Linked DNA regions of Homo sapiens: region 2 is linked to region 1. Evidence: chromatin contacts called from ENCODE Hi-C or POLR2A ChIA-PET data. All regions are on one chromosome and are shown on one strand. The core of a region is the stretch at or near the end of the contact, and the rest is flanking DNA. Distances in the headings are between cores, read along the strand shown.

Evidence for each region. A loop is a pair of places that touch in the nucleus more often than their neighbours do. ChIA-PET counts read pairs that join two places held with the same protein, here RNA polymerase II (POLR2A). Pooled maps may share reads with other maps.
Region 2: a map of PC-9 shows a loop between it and region 1 (2.3-fold over the local background). The contact joins two enhancer-like sites. A Hi-C loop is called at or near these places in 7 of 168 maps with a recorded cell type or tissue (Caco-2, PC-9, aorta and 3 more), 1 of 37 single-sample maps with no recorded cell type and 8 of 50 pooled maps. POLR2A ChIA-PET finds 5 or more read pairs at or near these places in 4 of 52 experiments (Caco-2, H1, Panc1 and 1 more).

What each region holds. Positions count from the first base shown.
Region 1 is chr2:64,399,287-64,402,518 of GRCh38, forward strand. All of the region lies in intron 1 of LGALSL-DT (LGALSL divergent transcript), which reads right to left. Among named protein-coding and RNA genes, the nearest start is that of LGALSL, 53 kb to the right of the region's middle. Within about 2 kb of position 1,630, at least 7 of the 41 ENCODE cell types and tissues checked have a DNase peak (open chromatin) inside an H3K27ac peak, as active enhancers do; they include PC-9, where a contact is called at or near this core.
Region 2 is chr2:64,361,208-64,364,439 of GRCh38, forward strand. No RefSeq gene overlaps it. Among named protein-coding and RNA genes, the nearest start is that of MIR4433B, 22 kb to the left of the region's middle. RefSeq lists an enhancer at 2,697-2,836. Within about 2 kb of position 1,469, at least 5 of the 41 ENCODE cell types and tissues checked have a DNase peak (open chromatin) inside an H3K27ac peak, as active enhancers do; they include PC-9, where a contact is called at or near this core.

The DNA.
Region 1 (3,232 bases), core at 380-2,879:
AGACATTTCTGCTGAGGGCCCAGCTTCAAGTTCAGCAGTTCTCAAAAATTAAGTCACAACCCTTTGTCTGCAAGGTGGCTTCCAAGGACTTTGTTTCTAAGGTAACTCAGAGGAGCTTACCTCCTTGAAAGACATGTCACCCATTCTGGGTTAGGAACTGGGTGTGGGCTTGGGGTATGGAAGGTAGGGGAAGAAGGAGACTGTGGTCCTCAGTCTGTGAGGGGTAGGCATGAGATCAGTCCCCACATGCTCTCATAGGCAGATCATGCCCTGGGTAAGTGGCTCTGCCATTCCATTTGAGTGGCAGCTCCTTAGCTGAGCATAGCATTGAAAGAAGGCAGGGATTGCCGTGTCTTGTGCTGAAAGGACAATTGTCAGTAGGATATATACCATGGCTGCTAGCTGTGACCAGAGCTAGCCACAAACTCCATGATCAGCAGCAAAGGAAGTCCCAGCATCAGGAGTGTAGAGGAGGTGAGAGTGACCAGGACAAGCTCTGGGGCTCAAATGGGGCTGTGGAATTTCAACTGCAGCTACAGTGTGTGGAAGGACTTTCCTGGCTGTCCAAGCCCCAGTCCCTCTGCCTCTGGCAGCGGTCTGGGACCCCCTGGGCATGGCAGGGGCTGAGGAGCCCCACAGCCTCCAGGCATGCATCTGAGATGGTTCCAGTAGCCCAGGAGACAAGGACTGACCCTTGGCTTTCTCATAAGCATCCTGGTAACCTGGACTTCTTGGGCTCATCACAGGGAAATGACCCTGGGAAAGAGAGAAAGCCATTCTTGCCAGAGGGGAGATGAGGCTAGAGCCAAACTCACAGGACACATAAAAGAGATGCAGCCTCACTTCATCTCTCAATTTTGCAAAGAATTCACCGTTTTAATGAATTAGAGCAATTCAAGGTCACCCTATAATAACAATGCTCTTACTTACATGCATTCTTTCTTTCCTCCTAAGCTAGAGAGGAAGAGGTGAAGTTAGGGTTTGGGAGCTGGGAATTGCAAACAAATTTGACAGTTGTGGCCAAATCTCGCAATGTGCATAGGGGTGAGTCATGTAGGTAAAGGTCATGTGAGTTACATTAAAATACAAGTTGAAAATGATTGGTTTTATAGGTTTTTATCAGAGATTTAATGTTTATTAAATGTATGAATGTTTCCCTGTCCCTTATAGTGTAAGATCTCCAGAATTCTCCCACAGTGGCCATTAACACTGCTGTGGGTTCTTACCTCTCTTTAGCTTGTCCCTGGCATTCACCCTGTAATGTGACACCAGGTTCTGAGGCCTCCAGAGATGACAGACTGCAGAACATTCAAAGAAAAAGTAAAACACAGACCCTGCCTCTCTTTGCATCCCGTCTCTTGGAGTTTCCTGGAGTCAGTCCTCCATCTTCCTACAAGGTGGTGTCTGTTTCTTTCTCTCACTCTGGATTAATGTTTGCGTTTTCCTTCACCAAAGCCCCAAGGGGAGACATAGCACCTTGCCCAGGGTCTGAGCCCTATTTACAGAAAGCTGTTTTCGCTTTCCTGACATTTTTCACAGTCTCTTATGCATCCTCAGCCTGGGCCTTGTACAAATACTAGCTGATAAACATCTGATGCCAGTCTTTGAAATGGTCCAAGGCCACCTGGGTCCTGCTACCACTTCCTGGGGTTGATCCCAGGATTAGGGCTGAGCAACAGCCCCTCCCGGCCACCTGATCTGGGCAGGGCCCTGCTAGGAAGGGGAGGTCTGGCTCTGGCTATTGAAGGCTGACTCAGGGCAGCCAAGCCAGGATTCCAGCTCCCACAGCATGAGGAGTCCTCTCCTCTCCCCTCTGCTCTCTTGCCAGGATGATACACCCCTGTCTCCCACTGTCAGCGCTCACCTGCATGGGAAGCACTCGCTGGGTCACGAGACTATTTTCCCATTTCCTTCAGCACCAGTGGCTGTGGTGACTTGAGGTCATTTAGAGACCTGCCAGCTCAGTCTCCTCTGTCCTTCTTGCTCTCTTGCTGCCTCTGGGAAGGGCTGAGCTATTCCTGACACCTGGAGTAGGACAACAGCACGAGGAATCCACGCAGAGCTGAATATAAGCAAGCTGGGCTCCTCATGCATGACAAAATGCAAGCTCATGAACCCTCTACGTGCCTGGAAAGGCCACTGTCCCCAGGATGTCTCCATATTCTCCATTTGGGGGTGGGGAGGCTTATGTTCTCACCTCTGGCTCCTAGTTTCTGCTTCCACTGAGTTCTTTCAGTTTGAGTCACTTTGCCATCCCGTGTACACTGTCCTGGGTCTGCACTCAGATGTGGAACTCAGACCTTTGCCTTGATTTCCACAGAAAACAAACCAAACACCCGTCTAAGACTTCTGTTTAGGCAGCAGACTCTGTCAAGGGCTGCTCAGCCAAGAGGATTTACACTGCAGCAGAACAAACAACTTCAAGTGGGGTTTTTGATCTTTAATGATCCTCTTTGAGGCCACTCCCAGCTCCAGAGATTTCCCAGGGATCAGACCATGCCCTGTTGCTAACGAAGCTCATGTTTTCACAGGTTGATGAACGGCCTATACTGGAACAACTACTGGGGGGCTTGGGGGGTCTGCTCTGTGTGTGTGTGTGTGTGTGTGTGTATAAGAGAAGGAGATGGTGGGTTTTATTTGTTGGCTTGTTTCTACTTTGTTTTGTTTGGAGACTTGGTTGTAAGTGAACCTTTACATTTGGAGATAGGTGTCCTGCTCTTTGCAGTGCCCACTCACCAGAGTAACCTCTTAGACCCCATCCACAAAATCCAAAGAGTTGAAAAGAACACAAATGCTGTCCAGCTCAGGAGTCTTCAAGTATTTTGCTTGCATTGCATGTCCCCTAAAATAATGTTGGAACATTATATATCCCCTTTGACAGTTTTTTTTTCCTCCTCTACTCTGAAGGGATGCCTTAAAATTTTTGTGTTGGTATTTTAAATCTCATTTTGAGTTTAAATAGCTGAAAAATGTTACATTTTACTGTAAATTTGAAATCTTTTAACATTTTAACAGTTAAACATTTTGGAATAACTATAAGCCACTATTTAAATGTATCAAAATAGAATTGGAATGTTTTAGCAATTTAATATGTTCCATTTTTTTAAAAAAAATCACGAACAAGCTCTTCTTTAACAGTCAGAAATTTTACATTATTCCTTTTTTCTCCTTGAGTTTGTATTTCCACTCCTCTTTCCCTAAAGAACTTTATCCTGATATAATATACATTTAT
Region 2 (3,232 bases), core at 219-2,718, 38 kb before region 1:
ATAATGATCTCTAAACTACCCAATCTCCCCACTCTGACAGATCCTCCCTGCCACAGTTTCAGAGCCCTTTGTCATCTGCTGCCAGCCCCAGCCCACGCCGGCTGATTTCCAAGGGAGATGCTGTAGCTGCCCTTCGCGTCCACACACTCTGTCAGTGCCCCGGCCAGATCCACTCAAAACCCTCCCCACAGCCCACCCCCGCCAGCTGTGGGAGCTTTGCTGGGAACAACCTGCCCCTGTGGCTCCCTAACAGTCCTGTCCTCAAGCTAACAGAGCCACTTTCACCCTTCAGGAGCAGACAGGCTGGGAATGTATGAACCCTCGAGGCCACCTGCAGCCAATGATTGATAACCATATGACACTCAGCTCGCTTGCCTCAAGGTGGAACAAACTCTAAGGTGTCATTTCTACTCCAGAGCTCCTCAGGGGCCAGGCTGCTGCTGACTTCACCTGAGGTAGCCCCTTGCTTTCCTTTTCTGTTCCACTGTCCACATTCCCTTGCGATTTTCGTGGGAGCACAGCCTTCATAACCACATGTGCACAAACCCTTATCTCAGGGTCAGCTCCTGGAAGCAGACTTAATGTAGTGTGGCTGTGAAGTTCCACGGACATCTTCAAAGAGACTGAATTGACTTGAACTGACTATGCACCATGCCAGCCTGAGACTCTGGGGGCCTTCACTGGATCAAAGAACCACTGAAGGAAGAGGAAGCGATTCCATAGGGCAGGGAAACAGCTGGCTCTCACTGCCCCCAGGGGAAAGCCTACTACGCTCAGCGCCTTGGATGGCAGTCAGCATGAAAGGGTGAGCAGTGGTCCTCACTCCCAGAGACAGGACTGCAGCCCTCAGCCCTTGCTCATTCCTGCATCACAAGCACAGGAGAGGCTAGAATTAGTGAGGAAGGAGGAACAGAGGAGGGGGAATGCGCTGGCTCCTAAGGGTAGGTAAAAGGGGAGGGAGGACGTTTGGGGGAAGGAACAGGCTGAGTGATGAGGAGCAGGTCCTCTTGGGCCTTCTGTCCCTCAATGGAGCTAGACCTGAGGCCACAGCCTTGCAGCCCCCTCACTGACAGTCTGACCCCTCTAGTCCCCCTGAAGAGCCCTCACCCCATACCTAGGACAGCCACTGAATATGAGCCCTTTCTTCCTTCAGTTACTCCTGCTCCTTTAAACCACAGCAGACTCAGGTGAGAGTAGGTCGTGATTTCCACAGGGTTACCTCATCCAAGAGCTGTGCCCCCCAGAGCTAAAGTAAGGATGATTTCAGGAGAATACCCACAGAAAATAGGTCTCTTTCTCCATGGACATTCCATTCACTCCCTATACATATACGTGTTTCGACACACACATGCACACACACACACACACACACACTTGTATTTTCTCTTCTGTGCATTGACCTCAGTCCAGGCCTGCTGGTTAGGCAGGTGTTGTACAGCCAGACTCTGGGGTTCATGGATTTTCCTGGTTGAGTAAGAACTGACTGGCAGCCTGACAGAGCTAAGCACAAGCTCAGGTCACAGAAAAAGTGGTGGGGCTGCGAGAAGGAAAGTGAAGCACCCCAGGGCCTTGAGACCTGCCTAACAGCAATGAGCCACTCCCCTGCTTGAGTCATCTCCACTCTCTCCTCCACACCTGCACAGAAAGAGTGACCTGCTGCCTGGGGAATGCAGGTGCCTCCCTCCACAGCCTCGTCCCAGGGAAACAGCTGTTCTACCTTTGGGAAGAGGGAGTCTCTTCCTTGGCCCTGCAGGGATGCCGTCTCCTGCCTTCTTCCTCATTCCCAAAGCTGTGGCAATTCTCCCTCCCTGTGCGATGCCAGGCATGGTCTTTGCTGGCGTCCATTCTCCATTCATGGGTGTTCACCCATCATGAACCAGGAATGTGCTTCCTCCTGTCAGTACGGGACAGTCCTTGTATGGGAAACATACAATTCCTCCTCCCACTGTCAGAACTTCCACTGGTACTTCTCCCCACAGCCAAGCTCAGGCCTCAAAGTAGGCTGAGAAAATCTTCAGCAGGGAATATAGAGTTCTTAGTGTATATTTTTTTCCACTCGGGAAAAGCAACAAATTTATATTCCCTCAGTAAAAATTCAGTCAACCCTCAAGGCTACCATGGACAGTGGTGTTGGTTGTACCCTGCACAAATATGCCCTGCTGAGGGGATGAGTGGAGGCTGAAATTCAGCTACAGCTCACTTGCCACAGTGTGTATTCTGGTATGGGACTGCATCCGTTTAAAGTTTGCACAGAAGCACCTCTTGATCGTTGGGCTCCGTACCCAGAATGGGCACCTTTTCCTAAGGCATGCAAGACTCACTATAGGATAGCCTCTGCCCTGCCAACCTTGCTTCTCTCACCTCCTGCCTAGAAGTACTTTTGTCTTTGCCCATTCTTACAAGGCAGTATTTTTCCCCTTTCACCTCCTCCTTCTCTGTCTGAGGACAGTCTGATAGGATCAGAGACCCACAGACTGTCACTGCCATTGAGAAATAACATCCATGTGCCTTTTGAGTTCTTATTCTCAGATGGACAGCCACCCCAGTCATACTGGGCAGAGCTGTCAAGGGTGGTTTGCCCGTCCCTTCAGCCTGGTCTTCCTTCCTGATCTTCCTGTCTTCCTTCTTTTCCTCCTATAGTGTCCAGCAAGACCATCTCTCATGAAGCTTGCTCTTGAGGAGATAGAGTCACAGGAGGTGAGCAAGGACTAACCTGAAAAGATCCCCTCTAGCCCCACCCTGCCCTGGCTGCAGCCTCAGGAAATGGCAGGTGGAGCTCATCATCAGGCCTGGCTCCAACGCCCCCTTGCTTTTCTATGAAATATTTCTCTTCGCTTGTAGCATTGCATCTTCTTCTGCCAGGCTGTGAGCTGGAACTAAGCATCCCAGCTGGGGGCATTCCTCAGCACAGAGGGGAGCTTAAGCAAAGTTTGCAGAAAGTGCCTCCTGGGGCAAATGGCCTGCACTGGCTTCAGTCTGATGTGGTGGAGGCTGTCACTGCATATCTCAGACAGATTCTCCCTGCTCCTTTACCCCTGAGTTTTCTCTTTGCAACTTCCCTCCTCAGTTGTTTGCAGGAAGCAGCAATTAAGAGTTTGCCTTGTGTTGTTGGAGCTCCTCGAGCTTAACTCTGAAGCCCTTGGCTGGGCAGACCTCCTGTGGGTCCTTCTGAGGGCTTGGGGCTCGGTAGATAATTTAGAGCCAGTTTGGTTCCACGGATGGGGCCCACCCC